Linked DNA regions of Homo sapiens: region 2 is linked to region 1. The links are chromatin loops, found by intact Hi-C in ENCODE. Cell type or tissue: CD4-positive, alpha-beta T cell. All regions are shown on one strand. Each heading gives the region's core, and the rest is flanking DNA. Links, peaks and the distances in the headings are about the cores only.

Region 1 (9,903 bases), core at 1-8,000:
AGCATACACTCTTTCCCAAAGTCTTAAAAGGTGGAACAGATGCTCCAAAAAGTCAGTCAACTATATTTCCAATTTGGCACTAATTTATAGTTTTCTTCTCTGTTCACGGTAGAAGACTGGAGTGGGAGAAAGGGGATGCAAGATAACTGAACTCCACAAACTGTCCATCCTGAAGAAAATGGTCTGAAATCCAAGGGAAAAAGAAATAACAACTGGAAAATGGATTTGCAGAAGGTCCTCCCTTATAAAGGAAGATGTTTGACCACAGCTGTGGTTGAAAAACTCACAAATTAACAATGTTTACCAACAGAAAGGGGCCACAGATACAGTATAAATAAGACATACCTGCCAACTAGTTTTAAAAGAGAATGCCAAATAGATTGTACATACAAATAGAATATGGGACTTGATCATGGCATATTTTGGCAGGCAGAACATAAGTATGCTAAGAACCAAGCATCATGCTTTTTGTTCCTATCTATTTCGCCTAAATGAAACTCTTCTACGTGATAAACATGTCTCCCTTTGTGTAGCAAAATCCACCCTGAGTCCAACTCAAATTTCATCAAACTACAATTCCTTTCTACAAGTCACCAAATCACTTTATTGCAACCACCAAATGCTTTCCTATTAATTGAAATGGTATGATACACTTACTTTTTGATATATCCTCCAGGTTTTCAAGATCCTATTGCAAACAAAATGATGCTTTATGACACTTTATAATATTCCACCCTATTTCATTCTTTCCATAATTTCTATCATTAAACAGCCTTCTCTCACCACCACGCCCAACAAAACTAATCTATTCCCCAACTGCCTATCAGAGACCAGATAAAAGTCAGTCTATCACAGCAGCAGTGATGGTCATGCCAATTTCACAGTGTGATTTGTGCACTCATTTCATTTTGAAAATGACCCTGCCCTCCATCTGTCTAAGCAGAATGTCCTGCTCTTTTCAAGCCAGGCCTCTGGAGCAGCATCACATGAAATAAGGAGGAAGAGACACAGAACGGCCTCCCTCCTGCCCACTTCAGCCACCATGCTCACAGGTACCCACACAAAGAGGAGAACCCCAACTGAATCCTGGTAGGGATCCCAGAAATTTGGAGGAGAATATAGTCCTTTTATTTTCATACATTTTCAAGAAGCCATTTGAAGATGATGTAAATACAACTCTGCAAAACAGAGAGAAAGACTAATGAAGGGCAATTTCCCATTCCCATGTTGTCATCTCACCTTAATTTAATAGCAAATTACCTAAGGTAACAGTACATATATAAGAATTTTAAAATACTGAGCCTTGCGAGGCACAGTGGCTCACACCTGTAATCCCAGCACTTTGGAAGGCCAAAGTGGGAGGGTTGCTTGAGGCCAGGAGTTCGAGATGAGCCTGGGCAACATGGTGAGACCCTATCTCCATTAAAACATTTTTTAAAAAAGATTAGCCAGGCATGGTTGTGCACCTGTAGTCCCAGCTACTCAGGAGGCTGAAGCATGAGGATCACTTAAGCCCAGGAGTTCAAGGCTGCAGTGAACTATGATCATGCCACTGCATGTCAGCCTGAGCAACAGAACAAAGCCCTGTCTCTAAAAAATAAATAAATAAAATACTGAGCCTAAATTCCCAAGGGAGAACCATCAGGCAGCCTGCTGTAAAGAAGTCGATGCACCCCTTCCCCCAATTTATTACTGAGCAGTATCCTCTACCCATGTACCTCCTTGGGCTTAAGACTCTAAAAGGGTGCACCAAGAGATCAGATTGAAAGAAGCCTCAGAATAGAGTTATAGTAATATTCCACAGTTGCTTTCTGTGGGGTCTTAGGTGAGCCAAAGTCCCATTCAATCCTGAAATGGGTGCAGTTTCCCTTTCTTGGAATTGATGCACTGGGAAGCTCCTTGTCTAGTTCCAGCCAAAAAGACCCAACTCTGCCAATTCCTGGCAAGGGAGAAGACTGAGTAAGTACATAAAGTCAGTCATATGATGATATGAGCAATCACACACCTACTAAAAATCTCCTTCCAGTGATACTGGGTAAATACGAACTACACAACTCCAGTAGTCACATCTGCTCACAGCTGGAATCAAGGCCTAGAAGTTCAAAGTTTACTAACTACACAAAGTTAGTTCATTGTTTTAATGGAGAAACAAAGACAATAATATTCCTTATACACACTTAGCACCAAACAATGGGCCCTTACAAACTCACGTACATGAGATACATGGATTGGGTTATTCATCAGTCACTATTTCCTATTGAAATTGGTTATTGGATATCATGGTTCAGCCCCTACCTACCTAGATGTGGCTTTAAACAAACTATTAATTTAATAGTTTGATTTAATTAATGTAATACTTAAATCTTTAAACCTTTCTAGCCCACAGACTTCTTAAACTACAATATGCAGAATGCAGGCTGCTTATTCAAATTAGAAATACTATATGTAAACAGTCTCTAATAGAGGTGCTATATGATATGGTTGACATCGTTATCAACCGTATGATAGCTGTGAAGTTTATATACAGAAAAGATTTATGGGCAGTAACACTATTATGGATGCATACAAAGGATTTGCAGTAATTATGTAGCAAACAACACACTTTTACTTGGATTAGGTTTATATTAGGTGCTAGAGAGACCAATGGATATCATGGGAGATGACAAAAGATACTGATTTCTTATTGGCAGAGACAGTTGGAGGACCACAGCAATGGATACAACCAAGTGTAAACGCCAACATATACTCAGTAATTTTTTTTTTGTCATGGAAAAGGAGAGATACTGCGATCAAAAACAGATCCTCTCCCAGTACCAATTAAGATTCACAGCACTTTTTCCTTATTAACCTCTGGAAACCACCAAAATAAGAAGGATTTCTGTTTGCTGCTGTATTCTGTTCTTACAAACTGTGCCCTCGGGGTAGCATAAGAACCTGCTCTAATTCCAAGGGAATTCAAGGAGTTAACTCCCTTTTGCCATCCCGCTCCTTTTATTAAAAGGTCCTTTTATTGTACTGACGATCTCTACTTTATTAAAAGTAAGCCAAACGCCAGCATTAGTATAGACCACACCAATGCACAAGGCTCAAAATCGCCAGAACATGGTGCCGGAAATCTTCCTCCGATTCGCTAGAGACCGAGGTGGCACAACAGACACAGAGAGTGCCCCTCATCTTTAGGGGGCAGGGAAGGCGAGTGACCGTGCGTCCACACGGGCCGCGAGTCGGGTCGGTGCAACAGGGACTACGCCTCCCAGCATGCAGTGCGGCCACGCCTGCGCAGCGGCGCCACAGGAACGATGCATGCCGGGACCGGGAAGATTCAGTCTCTGAACGGCCCGGAGTAGTCGTCTTTCCCCTTCTGACTGCCGCCACGCTGCAGTCCAGAATATTTGAAGATCAAACCGAACTTGAGAGACTAACGAGAACGGTCCCTTTTTATTCCTAACAGATTCCTTCCGTGGCAAAGTAACCCGTCGTCTTCCGTTTCCGGTTGCCCGGTTGCCCTGTTGCCGTGGTAACCGCACGCATAACAGCCGTGGTGGTTATGGCTGGTCTGAGCGGCGCGCAGATCCCCGACGGGGAGTTTACCGCGCTAGTGTACCGGCTCATCCGCGATGCCCGCTACGCCGAGGCGGTGCAGCTGCTGGGCCGAGAACTGCAGCGGAGCCCCAGGAGCCGTGCCGGCCTGTCGCTGCTAGGCTACTGCTACTACCGCCTGCAGGAGTTCGCGCTGGCGGCCGAGTGCTATGAGCAGCTGGGCCAGCTGCACCCGGAACTGGAGCAGTACCGCCTGTACCAGGCCCAGGCCCTGTACAAGGCCTGCCTTTATCCGGAGGCCACTCGGGTCGCCTTCCTTCTCCTGGATAACCCCGCCTACCACAGCCGGGTCCTCCGCCTGCAAGCTGCCATCAAGTATAGCGAGGGCGATCTGCCAGGGTCCAGGAGCCTGGTGGAGCAGCTGCTGAGTGGGGAAGGGGGAGAAGAAAGTGGAGGCGACAATGAGACCGATGGCCAGGTCAACCTGGGTTGTTTGCTCTACAAGGAGGGACAGTATGAAGCTGCATGCTCCAAGTTTTCTGCCACACTGCAGGCCTCGGGCTACCAGCCTGACCTTTCCTACAACCTGGCTTTGGCCTATTACAGCAGCCGACAGTATGCCTCAGCACTGAAGCATATCGCTGAGATTATTGAGCGTGGCATCCGCCAGCATCCTGAGCTAGGTGTGGGCATGACCACCGAGGGCTTTGATGTTCGCAGTGTTGGCAACACCTTAGTTCTCCATCAGACTGCTCTGGTGGAAGCCTTCAACCTTAAGGCAGCCATAGAATACCAACTGAGAAACTATGAGGTAGCTCAAGAAACCCTCACCGACATGCCACCCAGGGCAGAGGAAGAGTTGGACCCTGTGACCCTGCACAACCAGGCACTAATGAACATGGATGCCAGGCCTACAGAAGGGTTTGAAAAGCTACAGTTTTTGCTCCAACAGAATCCCTTTCCTCCAGAGACTTTTGGCAACCTGTTGCTGCTCTACTGTAAATATGAGTATTTTGACCTGGCAGCAGATGTCCTGGCAGAAAATGCCCATTTGACGTATAAGTTCCTCACACCCTATCTCTATGACTTCTTAGATGCCCTGATCACTTGCCAGACAGCTCCTGAAGAGGCTTTCATTAAGCTTGATGGGCTAGCAGGGATGCTGACTGAGCAGCTTCGGAGACTCACCAAGCAAGTACAGGAAGCAAGACACAACAGAGATGATGAAGCTATCAAAAAGGCAGTGAATGAATATGATGAAACCATGGAGAAATACATTCCTGTGTTGATGGCTCAGGCAAAAATCTACTGGAATCTTGAAAATTATCCAATGGTGGAAAAGGTCTTCCGCAAATCTGTGGAATTCTGTAACGACCATGATGTGTGGAAGTTGAATGTGGCTCATGTTCTGTTCATGCAGGAAAACAAATACAAAGAAGCCATTGGTTTCTATGAACCCATAGTCAAGAAGCATTATGATAACATCCTGAATGTCAGTGCTATTGTACTGGCTAATCTCTGTGTTTCCTATATTATGACAAGTCAAAATGAAGAAGCAGAGGAGTTGATGAGGAAGATTGAAAAGGAGGAAGAGCAGCTCTCTTATGATGACCCAAATCGGAAAATGTACCATCTCTGCATTGTGAATTTGGTGATAGGAACTCTTTATTGTGCCAAAGGAAACTATGAGTTTGGTATTTCTCGAGTTATCAAAAGCTTGGAGCCTTATAATAAAAAGCTGGGAACAGATACCTGGTATTATGCCAAAAGATGCTTCCTGTCCTTGTTAGAAAACATGTCAAAACACATGATAGTCATTCATGACAGTGTTATTCAAGAATGTGTCCAGTTTTTAGGACACTGTGAACTTTATGGCACAAACATACCTGCTGTTATTGAACAACCCCTCGAAGAAGAAAGAATGCATGTTGGGAAGAATACAGTCACAGATGAGTCCAGACAATTGAAAGCTTTGATTTATGAGATTATAGGATGGAATAAGTAGTTATGACTGATAGTGGCTTTTTTCAAAATGGCTTTCTTACGTACCACACTTTTTTTTATCTGTATTTAGCCTTGGCATCTTTATATTTGTCTTATTTTGAATCTTATCCACTTTGTAAGAACAAGTTTATGTTTGAGCAACTTTTTCATTTAATCCAGAAGGGTAGGGACTATGCAGTGTAAGCTGCATCACTTCTGCTTTCTTCCTACTAGTGACAATCATCTGGTCTTGCCCTCAAGCAACAATTGCTAGAGTAACATCTTTGTATAAGCAAGTAACCCCAGATAGAGTTGACGTTTCAGCTTTGGGCTGTCAAAAGGGTATGTCATGGACCAAAGCACTGTTAGTACGGGTATGTTTGCATTTGGTCACTGATATGTAAATGACTGCTAGCCCACGGCTGGACCACTTCTCAATCAGCAAATAAAGCCATGTCTATTTTGCTATCTCAGCATAGACTATGCTGTCTGATAAATCTAATTCTTAACTCTATTTCTCCAGTTTTTTAGTCCTTTAACTTTCTGGATTGCAACGAAGTCTAGTTTAGACCTCTAAGCCCTTTTAGAAGTACAAGTATAATGGGAATTTCTTTTCTTGGTTCTTTTCAGGTTATGAGGTTTGGTCAGTGACAAAATTTTTTTTCATAATTTGGTTGATTGGTTGCTTCTTAAGTTTTATAATAAACGTTTTTCTTCATGTTCTATTTTTGATTTTACAGAAATGATTTTGCCTCCTTGTGGATACTGACATATATTAAGTGTGGAAGCTTATTAATATTTTTGGTTTTTTAAAAACTGAAATTTTTAATTTTTACTTTTTAATTTTTTAGGAAAAAATAAGCACTGAACTGAGAATGAGAAGAATAAAAGTATGAGTTCCATACCTTCTAATTTTAGGCTGTCAGAAATTCCTTTATTCTTTGGGATTTCACAATCATTTGAACTATCAGAAGCCTTTACAATTACTTTTAGCTGTAACATCCGATTCTGTATAAGCCACATAGAAAAAAGTTGCCTTTCTTTTTTTATGACCTGGATATATAAGCAAATCAGCTAGGAAATATATAATTGTATTTTATATTAATGTTTTCTAGGATTTTGGCTTACAGTAAATGTTAACCCCTATGGTAAGTGATTGTTATTGTTGGATGTTATACTGATTATTAATAAGAAATTTGGATTTTTGCCTTTTTACCTGGAATTTTTGCTTACAGCCGTAGCTATGAATATATATAGGGTGGTCCCCAGTCTCTGTTATGGTTGCGCATAAATTAATAATTTTATAAGTATTTAGAAATGGTATAATTCTCTTAACTTCCTCTTTCAGTTTTTGTACTAATGTTTGTTTTTGTTCGGGAAGAGGAGATTTGCTTTTAATCCTTCCAAAAAATGATGAACCACCGTTCCATTCAGTAGTTTGACAAGCTGTTATAATGTGTATTTTTTCCTCAATTATTCTTGAAATATTTAGAGCCTCTCCTGCTTCTAACATGAAGGCCTTTAGATGCCAGTCTGCCAGAAATCTGGAAACAGAGGAACCGGTGAAGTGAAGATGTAATGGAGATTTAGCTAATGATGTACTTCACAATCCACCTTGGATCTCCTGCATGTCCAAATCTCAGTAGTTAATCAAGTGTCTGCTGCCATTAACAGAACAGAAGTAATGGATAACAGAATGGAAATAAGAGATGCCAGAACTACTTCCATAACTAACTCACCAAATCAAATCATCAGTCCTCATATTCTTGTTTTATTTAATACAAGGAGAAGAGGCCATGCACTTTCCAAAAGGTCAAAGCCACATAGAATAGGAAGGCAATCTCTAGTTTAAAGCTTTCTCTTGGAGTGTTTTCTCCCCCTGTCTTCAAAGGGTCTACTTGAGAGATAGTGGTGTTTACTGCTGCAGCATGTATCACAAGATAAGAAATGAAAAATCAATCTTTCTTACCACCCTGTTCTCTTTCCCTTTTTTATCTTTTCCCTTTTGTCAATTATAGAATTATAGGGACATTTTTCTCTGATAGCTGGAAGTTGAACCTCAACCAGGTATAAAAGATGCATAACAACCTTTTAGCAGTAAGTGTCAAGTGAGTGAGCACTATGATTATCAAGGTGACTTTGGAAACCTTTTAAAAATGCATTTTTGCAAAACAAGATAACATATATTGATAAAAAGTGACTCTCAGATTGGTAATGCCAGAAAAAATTTTAAGAGGACTCACCAAAAGTACTAGATCTATGTAAGTTGTAGAATAGAGTGAAGTTTTTTTATATATTTGTGGTAGCCTCCATCTTTTAAACTTTTTGAACTCAGTAGAAAAACAGACTGAAATTTTAAAGACATGCAGTATTTGTATCATTTTAAATTCTGTAACACTGGGAATTAAATATACTCAACTTTAGAGGACACTTGCCTTACTGTAATCTATAATCATTTTATATTGAAAAATAGGGCCAGACATTAGCCAAACGGTAATTAATTTACTAGCCATAGGTATAGTGTTTAATATTCTCTTGGGGAGTGAGTCTTTACTAAGTGATTACTCTATACTTGATACCACTATTAATTGAGGTTCTTTTGGTTGTTTAATTAAATCAGCTCCTTTGGATTTGGGCCAAGATTGATCCACCACATACTGAAATCCGTTCTACAACATCATAATGTGTATTTACTAGAAAAGGACTTGCTTCATAAGGAAAAATTATTAGAATATAGAGACTTATAAGTACATTTCTAGTGTGAAAAATAAGCATTTGTTAGTTTAAGTGAGACCTGCCAATAACTTGATTGCAAATATTAATATCATGTGAACATATAAAATGGGCCCAAATCCTTGTTCAAAAGTGAAATTTGCACGTTTGTGAAATAAAACACATCAATATCAATGACTGAATACCTTAATTCAAAACAGCAAATGGCTAAAATTATACTATGCAAGCAGGACCCTAGTAAGTTATGTGGGAAAGCATTTATTGCTGCTAATATTTTATTTTCAATTATTTCATTAGGAGAGTCAAATGCTTAAGATAGAGGACACATGACTAAAAGTTTCACCAGCACTCATGGCATCTGCTATAAAACATGTGTCCACAGAGTACCCACAAACTCTCAAGATCTTAAGTCTCAACAGTAAATTACTGGTTAGTTTTTCTAATCAGAGTCTCAACGTCTTAGTCCCAATTCTTCCAAATTTTCCAAAACCATACACTATAGTGTATATGGAAAGGAGAATATGTACTTTTGTGAATATAAAGTGTCTGTTCCATTTTTAGTCATGAAGTACCATAGGAAGAGATGGTCACACCCTAACATTGTAAAGCAAAAGAAAGCTTCAGGAATCAGACCATAACAGCAACACTTTGCTGAAAAATATTTAATTAGAAGGCAATACCACATACTCACATATGCTAAGGAGTGCAATTATTTTGTATGTTTACTGGAAAAGGCAAAAAATTTTTCTGTAGTTAAAACAATATTTTTGTTTCTAGAACTTTTGTTCTTGTACTGATTCATTACCATTAAACTGTTTTCACAAAATGCCAAAGAACAGAGGAGAGCTATACATGATTTGACCAAGACGCTGCAAGTAGTTTCAGAAACTGAGGAGACTATTTTTCTGACAATGTATATAAGATCTATAATGAAATGATTGGTAAAATTATAAAATGGTTCTGGAAATAATCATGTAAAATATAAAATGGGAAATTGTAAATGTGATTTTTTTACATTTGTAGATACGACCTAAATAGGTTCTTTTAAATTACAAATTAAGGATTAAGATAAACATCTGGAATGTGTCTGCAGCTAGAGTCTGAACAATGAGGGCTTAGACCAGTTCATCTCTTGAATCATAAAACTGAGGCTCAGAGAGATTAAGATGTCTTCCCCGGGATAATATGATAGAGCCAAATAGGATCCGGGCAAAGCCTGGATCAGAATTCAGGGCGTCTTACTCAATTCTCCTGCTCTTTCCACTCTACTACCTTTCTCTTAGGGCAGGGACCCCTCTTAGGGGCCTACAGGGCCCTCCAAGTATAGAAATAAAGGAAAATCCTGAGTTCCTACAAGGGAAGTTCCAGCCACCTAGCTAGCCCTGAAAAGCAAATAAGCAACTTGATGAGCAAGAAGGTATTAGTAACTTAAGGCGATAGCCAAAGAAATTGGAATCACAGGATGTTTGGTTCCCCTATAGGAACTAGAGATAACATCTTAACATATGTCCTTGAATTGTTTTTCAGAAACCCAGACCCCCACCAAACAGATCTGCCTGCACATAGACCTCAGATAAGGGGGAACTGAGGACTGAACTCTGACTGCCGTTCTTTATGGTCTAAATTTTTTTCTGAGGTGCCTGGAGG
Region 2 (9,903 bases), core at 1,745-9,744, 1.6 Mb after region 1:
ATAAACTGTTAATGCTCACTCAAGAACTAAATCATCTGAATTATTTTACATTTATTGAAGATTTTGAGTTTGCAGTTAAAAACTTCCCAACAATGAAACTGGTTTTGCTGGTTAGTTCTACCAAACACAAATACCAATACGTCACACTTTCTCTCAGAAAATAGGAGGAGAGAACACTTCCCAACTCATTTACCAAACAAAGACATTCCATAATAAGAAAGGAAACTAGAGAGCAATATTCCCATAAACATGGATGTGAAATCCTTAACAAAATACTAGTAAATTGAATCTAACAATATATAAAAAGAAGAGCATGTCATGACCACATAGAGTTTATTCCAGGAACACAAGGCTTGTTCAAGATTTGAGAGTCAATGTCATTCATTATAGCAACTTAGTAAATAAGAAAAACCACATGATCATCTCAGTAGTTGCAGAGAGAGCATTTGACAAGATTCAAAATCCATTCATGATAAGTATTTTCCACAAACTAGAAAACCTCCTTATCCTGATAAAAAGATCTACATCTAATGTATTACAAGTGAAAGATTGAATGTTTTCTCCCTAAGACTGAGTTTAAGGCAAGGATGTCTGCTTTCACCACTCCTTTTCAACATTATCCTGGAGGTACTAGATAGTGCAGCAAGGCAAGAAACAAGATTTTTAAAAAAATACAGCTTGGAAAGGAAAATATAAAACTCTCTGTTCAGACTATGTGATTTTTATATAAAAAACCCCGAGGAATCTATAAAAAGAGTCCTAGAATGAATTAATCATTTTAGAAAAGTAATATTATAAATAAAAGGTACAAAGATAAACATATTTTTTATTTCTAAATGTTGCCAGTAAATATTTGGGAATCAAAATTTAAAACACAGTATAATTTATAATAGTACCAAAAATGAAATAATTAGCTATAAATTTAAAATGCAAAACTATGCAGGATTTATATGCTGGAAACTACAAAATAATGATAAAGGAAATCAAAGATCTAAATAAATGGATAGAAATACTGTATCCATGGATAGGACAACTCAATATTGCTAATAAGCCAATTTTTCTCGAAGTGATATATAGATCAATGCAACCCCAATAAAAATCCCAGCAAGATAGTTTTCTAGAAATTGAGGTTTATTTAAAAGTTCATATAGAACTAGGTTAGCCAAAACAATTTTTAACAAGAACAAAGTTGGAGGACTCATACTACTTCATTTCAAGACTTACTGCGAAGGTATAGTAGCCAACATGGTGTAGCAAAAGGCAAAAATAGAGAACATGGATCAATGAAAAGAAGAGTGAGTCTATTTCTAGACTCACAAATATACAGCCAATTGATTTTTTTTTTTTCCTGAGATGGAGTCTTGCTTTGTCTCCTAGGCTGGAGTGCAGGGGTGATGATCTCGGCTCACTGCAACCTCCACCTCCCAGGTTCGAGTGATTCTCCTGCCTCAGCCTCCCTAGTAGCTGGGATTACAGGTGCATGCCACCACACCCCGCTAATTTTTTTTTTTTTTTTTGTATTTTTAGTAGAGACGGGGTTTCACTATGTAAGCCAAGATGATCTCAATTTCCTGACCTCGTGATCTGCCTGCCTCGGCCTCCCAAAGTACTGGGGTTACAGGCGTGAGCCACCACGCCCGGCCAGCCAACTGATTTTTGACAAAGATGCAAAGGCAATTCAATGGAAAAAGGACAGTCTTTTCAACAGATGGTGCAGAAACAGTTTGACATCCATATGCAAAGAAAATGAATGCTAACCCATACCTCATACCTTTAAAAAACCAACTCAAAATAACCATAAGACCTAAAAGCAAAATATTAAGGTAAAAACCTGTAGATTAAAACATAGGATAAAATATTTGTGATCTTGGGTTAGGTAAATATTTCTTAGATATGACACCAAAATTATAAATTTCCCTCATGAAAATTAAAAATTTTTACTGTTTGAAGACAATGTTAAATGAACAAACAGACAAACCACAGACCTGGAGAAATATTTGAAAATTAGATGTCTAAAAATTAATTAGTATTCAGAATATATAATGCTCAAAACCCTTTAATTAAGACAAATGATCCAATTTTCTTTTTTTAACTTTGTTTTTTAGAGACAGTATCTTGTTCTGTTGCCCAGGCTAGACTACAGTAGTGATCATGGTTCACTGCAGCCTCAGCCTCTTGGGCTCAAGCAGTCCTCCTACCTTGGCCTCCCAAAATGTTGGGAGTACAAGCATGCACCACTGCGCCTAGCCAAATGATCCAATTAAAAATAGGCAAATTACTGGGACAGACAATTTTATGAATACAGCCTATTGTAGGAATAAAGAGAAGTCTGGTCCACAAAGGTGGAGTCTGGAGATGATACAGGCCTTGAATATACTGTACAGGAATTTGGTCTTTATCTTGTAGGGAAATATTGGTTCTGATTTCAGTATTGCTATAGCATTGGGTATTTTCTGTAACATATGTATGTATAAAGAAAACTAGCGCTTTTGAATATATCTTCTAAGGGGAAGTTACTTTCACACTATAACTCAAAAAAATCAAACTTTTAAAATTATTCACAATTCAGCAGTATACAGATCTACATGGAATTTTATTTATATGTACATATCTTATAGACATATAATATGGCTTGAACAAGAAGTTTGGTCTAGTGCCTATTATTTGAGAAAACTATCTCTTAAGTTTTATAAGAAATGAGATGTATAGTTAGAATTTCCGGTTGTCTATTTTCAGAGGTTTGTCAAATCAGTCCTATATTCTATAATTCATATATTGGTTCATGTCTCACAGCAGCCTGAGCCTTTTTCTCCACCTCTCCCTTCAGTTTTTCCTCTTTCATCATTTTTAGAACTCTCATTTCACTCATCTCTTTTTCATTCTTTCTTCAAGCTTTTGCAAGATCTTTTTCCAAAAACCAGACATTTTTATAAGGCATCTTCTTGTACTCGGTCTTCCATTGGTGACCACTTTGTAAATCACCATGACTTAATATTTTTCCTGTTACCTACTGTCTGCACATGTTTCACTAAGCTCCTCAGGGCAGGAAATCTGTCTTTTATATTTTATGCTTTGTGAAATACCATGCACTCTTATGACTCCTATTAACAATAAATTTCAGTCTGAATTAGCTAAAGCTACATCTTCCTTATTTTATGTGTAAGCTTTACAGGCATTCTAGGGAAGACTCAAGTTTCACCAGCTACCTGATTTGTCATGTGTATCATTTATTTTTTAGGAAGCATTAGAATGTCACCTTTTGGAGTTACTGAGCACAAAGCCAAGAATGTATATTTTTAACCTACTTAGCTAATATATATATATTATCAGAATGAGAACTTTTTTTAATTGTAAGAAGGAATTGTTCTTCTCTTTTTTGATAACTAGATTGAGCTCACATGGAGTTTTGAGACAGGTATACATGCCAGGACACCTTGTGTTCTAATTTTAAATCATGCCTTTCAGACACAAACGGTCTCTGGATTTATGCATTATTTATGACAATAGAAATCTTTAATGTTAGACTTGAAAAATGTCAGTGTCGAAATACATTCAATATTTGCAGAGTTACTTCACAGAGATCTAGACTTTATTTTCTCTCTTTTTAAGTGGAACATGTGAACCACATTTAGCACACATTTATTTCAGGAGAGTGTGATGGATGGGTCCAAATCAGAAGTGAGCAAACAGAGGCTGAGAAGCCATGCTGCTCATTCTGCTCTTACTCCATGCTCTTGGCTTTTGGTGCTGTGTTTTTCCTCTATTTACTTCCTTCTTTTCCCAAGTACTATCTATCTTGTCTACCAAGCCCACTTTCAGGAGGTAGCTGATAGCAGCTCCAAGTACCATCTGCCTTATATATACAGCGTATGCATTTTTAGTCAAAATTCTAAAAGGTGAAACAATCTCAGCCACAGGATTTGAGTAGTGTGACCTTCATGGACTCATTCTACTTAAAGGCCTACCTGATGAGCTACCCAAAATATTTTTGCCTGATAAGATATATATTCGTTTTCTTTTCCTCCCATAACGTATTACCATAATTTACCAGCTTAAAATCACACTCATTTATTATCTCACAGTTCTGTAGGTCAGAAATCCAGGCACAGAGTGACTCAGCTAGCTCTCTGTGCTAGGTTTTACAAGGCTGCAATCAAGGTATTACTTACTTTGTTCCTTTCTGGAGGCTCTAAGGGAGAATCTGTTTCCTGCTCATTAGGTGGTTGACAGAATTTAGTTCCATGCACTTGTAGGACTGAGCTCTCCATTGCTTGCTATCTGTCAGCCAGGAGCCATTCTCAGCTTCTAGAAGCTACCTGCATTCCTTGGCCATTTTTTTTCAAAGTCAGCAACGATGCACCAAGCCTTTCTTTCTTTCTTTCTTTCTTTCGAGATGGAGTCTCGCTCTGTCACCCAGGCTGGAGTGCAGTGGTGTGATCTCAGCTCACTGCAACCTCTGCCTCCTGGGTTCAAGAGATCCTACTGCCTCAGCTTCCAAAGTAGCTGGGACCACAGGCATGTGCCACCACGCCCGGCTGATTTTTGTATTTTTGGTGGAGACAGGGTTTCACCGTATTACCCAGTGGAGACAAGGTTTCACCATGTTGCTGGTCTCGAACTCCTGAGCTCAAGCGATCTGCCCGCCTCAGCCTCCCAAAGTGCTGAGATTACAGGTGTGAGCCACCACGTGGTGGCATCAAGCCTTTTTATGATTTGAATGTCTCTGATCTTTCTGCCTCATCTTTTCTCAGCTTTTCTTTTTTGCCACATCTGACTGACTCCAGCTGAAGAAATTTCTCTTTTTATGAGGGCTCAATTGGTTAGACTGGGCCAACCAGATATCTACAATAATTTCCCTACTTTAAGATCTATAAATTTAATTACATCTGTACATTCTTAGCAGTGCCTAGATTAGTGTTTTACTGACTAGGGGTGGAAAACTTAGAGGGACTTTAGAATTCTGCCTCCTATAAGATACATGACCTATATAATGAAAATGATAAAATTTTTGGAAAACATATATGAGGACACTTGAATAAATGCAGATTACTGAAAGGAAAGGCTCATATAGAAGAATATTGTTTTCCCTGAAATTAATATACAAACAGAAATTTTAATAAAAATCCACATAGAGTTTTGGGGGTTCTTGACAACTTGATTCCAAAAACAAGAAGAATAAATGGGTAAAAAAGACAACTGAATAGGAAAAAGAAAGTGTATTCCCCAACTCATTTAATGAAGGTAGCTAGCATATTTTGATACCAAATTCAGAGAAAGACATTACCAAAAGGAAAATTACAGGTCAGTCTTATTTGTGAGATCCCCTGAAATCTTAAACAAAATGTGAGTATATTGAATCCAGCAACATACAAAAAAAGATAATAGACTAATGGAAAGAATACCAAGGTCAGAAACAACTCCATACTTATATGACTACTTGGTTCATGATCAAGATGGCACTGCAGGGTAGGGCAGAGAGGACCATCTTTCAACAAATGGTGCTAGTCTAATTTTCCACATGGAAGGGGTTGGGGATCTATATATGCCTCCCTTTCTCCATATGTAAGAACATTAATTGCAGGTCTGCCTAGACCAAAATTTAAAAAGCAAAGCAATAAAATTTTAGAAGACAATATAAAAGTCTTAATGATCTTAGGGTTGGAAAATATTTCTTAAATAGGATACAGATATCATTAATCATAAGGGAAGAGTGATGAATTCTACTCCACTGACAACTTGGTTTCATCAAAAGACATTAAGACAGTGAAAGTACAAGCCACAAAGTGGGAAAAACATTTGTAGCACATATAATCAATAAAACTTGTTTCAACATTATATAACAGATTAATACAAAAAGTAAGAAAAATACAAACAACCCAACAGAAAAATGGGGAAAGACCTAAACAATTAGACAACACTCATATAAAAAGGGGCTATTCTTCATTAAAAATCAGGGAAATGCAAAATAGAGCCACAATAAAACAGCATTACACATTCATTACAGTAATAAAACTTAAAATGTCTGACAATATCAAGTGTTGGTGAGGATGTAGTGCAACAGAAACTTTTGTATATTGTTGTTGGTTATATAAATTGGTACAATCATTTTGGAAAATTTTGGCACGATCTTGTAAAACTGAATATATTAATATATACATGCTCTACAAACCAGGAATTACATACCAAGGTAAAGACTCCAAAGAAATCTGTGTTTATATGCTCTAGAACATATATATATATATATATATACATTCACACACACACACACATATGTACTTAAAGAGAACATACATATGTGTGTGTGTTTACACAAACTTTCACAGCAGCATTGCTTATAATAGCCTAAAGCTAGAAATAGCCTATATGTCCATCAGCAGTAGAATAAATTATGATACACCAATGCAATATAGTAACCTACAGCAATGAAAATGAATAAACTACAGCCATATCAACATGGGTAAATCTTAAAGACAGATTGATCAAAAAAGTTCAAGACATGTAAATGAAAAACTCTGTGATTCCATTTACATAGAGCTCAAAAATAATATTGTTTAAGGATGAGTAATTAGGCAGTAAAACCAGAAAGAAAAACAAGAAAGTAAATATGGTAATAATCATGATGTGGCCATCTCTAGGCACTTGAAGGTTATAAGGGAAGGAGCACATTGGGGCCTTTTGGAGTGTTGAATGTTCTACTTTGGCCCATATGGGGTTACATGAGTGTGTTATCGTGCTCAATAGTATACTTCAGTTTTAGAAACTTTTCTGTATGCTTGCCATCACCAACAAATCATTCTAATCATTTCTTTTCTTCATATGTTCTGATTCTTCCTCTATTCCAAAGCATCTACAGTGTCTCAAAGAGACTTGGGATTGCTACAGCAAGACTACAAGAACAAATAATTGAAGGGGTTCAGAATAAGCTACCATGGCATAAAAGTTATTTTGAGCTGAAGGACTTGAGTTCCTGAAATCCCTTATGTGCCTAAAAGTAAAGCCTCCCAAAAGACCTCAATTGTAATAAATCCCCTCCTGGGGAGCAATTCTAATATTTTCTTCTCTGAGGAGACATCTGCACCACACCCAGACATTGCTACAAAACTATCGTATCTTCCATCTATTCTCCTAAAAGTCCATTTATCTTTCCAAAAAGTGTTTTGTTTTCTCTAAATGCTTTGTCTCTCCCTCACTTCCTTTGAAGAAGTCATTTACTCTCCTAGAAGGGCCTCTCTGCCCTTCTTTGTCCCCTATTAAGATGGTATATAAGCTCTAAATTCTAACCACCTAGGGTCAGTTATTTGTGAATTTCTCTTTCTTTCTCCCTCTCTCTGTGTGTGTGTACATATGTAATTAAATGTCTTTTTTCTCTTGCTATCTTTGTTGTTTTAATTTGCAGGCCCCCAAAGAGGAAACAAGAGAGCGCAGAGGAAAAGTTTTTCCTCCCTGACACAGCTCAGTCTTTAAAAACACTTCCAAAGTCGGTTCTCAAGAACAAAAAAGCCTTGTCAAGACTGAAACATAGCATTTGACCCAATTTCTCTCCCAGCTCTGGCCACAGAGATTGGCTGAAAAACACCTGAACCAGGAGTAAAAAGACAGGGTGCTGGAAATAACATTGAAAAAGATTTGGGGGCCAGGAGGGAACAATGGGCCTTGATAAGAATGGTGGAAAAAGAGACTATCTAAGTGGGCTGAGTGCCATGTCAGTGGACAGGGCAGAAGGCCTAGGTTAAGAGCTGTTATCATTGCAGACTGTGAGGGCTGCCTGCTGCCTAAATACGCATCACCCAGCAAGGGACATCCACTTTCCTCTGGGCTGCCCAGTGGGACGCGCAGAACATCTCTGTCAAAGATGAAGGGTGAGGTCTTGGACCACCTGACATGGTACCATGTTCCTTTTTCCATTCCTCACAACCCTTCTATCCCTATAGATTTAGTCTGCAGGGCCCGAGAATCTATATTTCAATAAGCACTGTGGTGACTCTTATGCAGGTAGCCTCTGGCACTGGCATACCACTTCCCAGAGAAACTCAGCAATAAGAAGAATCTCCAGTGGCATTTGTCAAAAAATCCACATTTCCAGGCCCCCTATACCAGACAAGTGAAATCAGAATCTCTAGGGGATGGGCCTGAGAATTTGAGTTTTTGATAAGGGACACTGGTGACTCTCAGAGAAGTCTGGGAAACTGCTCTAGTTTAAAATTCTGTTCTCAATATATTTTTATTTATTTTTTGAGACTGAGTTTTGCTCTTGTTGCCCAGGTTGGAGTGCAATGGTGACATCTCAGCTCACTGCAACCCTCTGGCTCCTGGGTTCAAGTGCGTCTAAATATGTTTAAAAACAAAACATCTTATTTACAATAAAGACATATGTATTTTGAAAAAATAAGTACCCTGCAGAAAACAAAAAATTGCAAATGGTAATATATATTTTTTTCTCCAGCCCAGTGCTGCAGACCTAAAGATTCCAATGTTTACATCTTCCCTTGAAGTCACAAAAATATCTTAAACTTAACGTGTTCAAATTGAAATTACCCTCTTCCCCCAAACCTGGCTCTCTTCCAGTGTCCTCCATATCTCAATGATGGCATTACTATCCACCCACTGGGTCTGCTAGAAATTCTGAGTTATCTGACTCCTCCCTCTCCCTCAGTCCCCATCCCACCCCATGATATTTGAATCCATCACCAAGACCTTCCACTTTACTTCCTATTGTTCCATTTCCCCCACTTCTGTCCATCTCCTTGTTCCTACCCCAAGCCACTTGCATGCCTACCAACACTAACACCACTCATAGATTTAATTAGTCCAGTGCTGGCTCTGCTTGTGTTCCCACACTGCAGCTGGAATGATCTTTTCAAAACACAGATCCAATCATGTCAAATGCCCTCCCCCTCCCTTTTTCTCTTAAGATTACAGTTCTTAATATGGCCAATAAGACTCTGCTTAATCTGGTCTCCAGCTTCAAACTGGTGCACTTTCTCCCTGCAACCTAGGCTCTAGCCACAATAGCCTCCTTTCAGTCCCTCAGGCTTGCAGTGTTCCCTTCTGACAAAAAGGCTTTACACATGATATTCCCTCTGTTTCCCACTCTCCCTTTTTCAGTTTCTCATCTTTTGGATCTCCATTCTGGTGTGACTTCCTCAAAGAAGCCTTACCTAACCTCTTTGACCATACCAATGAATGCCACTTATGTAAGTTCTTAAGTTCTCATAACACCTAGGTAAATTCAACCTATTTTAAACTAGACCATTTAAAACTCCATTGGTTAGAGCAATTTGTTTCCTCTCTCCAAGTATTCTCTGGTGTTCTTCTCTGTTGTTCTTTGGATTTCATTCTTTAGACCCTATCCCAGAACAATTTCAGGGTTAGTAGGGGATAACTCTTGACATTTGGACTCTGCTAAAGCAGCACCTTCACTGGCTTTCTCACATTCTCTCCGGCTGCTGTTTTCTTATCATTTTCCAATACCGTGAACATTAGCCTCTATCACAGCACTTATTTAGTCTGCATTGTATTTTTTTTAAGGTTTCTCTCACTAGTGTCAGCGGCTTTAGGACAGCTGGTTTATTTATCTCTGTATCCTCAGCACGTAACACAGGGCCTTGTCAATAAATATTTGGAACCACCCTGTAGCCTGAAGTCCAGCCACAATAGTGTGTATGTTGATTTCTCTGCTTGTAATGTCTTTCCCTCACTTTATTTGCTCGATGAACAACTATTCTTGATATGAAGGAGGCAGTGGCTTAGTGTTACCTTCAACAGTGTACATAATCTTTCTACATTTCAGTTTCCTCATTTGAAAAATGATACTAAAAAGGTTGTTGGGAGGATTAAAAGAGTTAATGATTAAATACTTCTCTCCCTTCTCTTTCCAGGTCAAATCTCTACTCTCGGTAGAGC

The links. A loop is a pair of places that touch in the nucleus more often than their neighbours do. Peaks named below come from ENCODE experiments on the same cell type or tissue, not always from the same donor. Only the 100,000 strongest peaks of a DNase experiment are listed, where the experiment ranks them.
Region 2: a loop joins it to region 1, with 7 times the contacts of the local background. A loop is called at or near these places in 5 of 110 quality-filtered maps.

Annotation. Positions count from the first base shown.
Region 1 is chr2:177,612,346-177,622,248 of GRCh38, reverse strand. IFT70A (intraflagellar transport 70A) reads left to right here and starts at 3,507. Exons shown (of 1, transcript NM_152275.4): 1 at 3,507-9,250. The coding sequence starts at 3,548. The coding sequence ends at 5,545. IFT70A-AS1 (IFT70A antisense RNA 1) reads right to left here. Exons shown (of 3, transcript NR_198966.1): 2 at 4,729-4,948; 3 at 3,011-3,961. RefSeq lists an enhancer at 3,205-3,434. In CD4-positive, alpha-beta T cell, for the core only: no CTCF peak of the experiment used is centred there; a DNase peak (open chromatin) is centred at 3,518; H3K4me3 peaks cover 1,333 bases; H3K27ac peaks cover 964 bases.
Region 2 is chr2:176,003,883-176,013,785 of GRCh38, reverse strand. No RefSeq gene overlaps it. Among named protein-coding and RNA genes, the nearest start is that of LNPK, 6.6 kb to the right of the region's middle. In CD4-positive, alpha-beta T cell, for the core only: no CTCF peak of the experiment used is centred there; no DNase peak of the experiment used is centred there.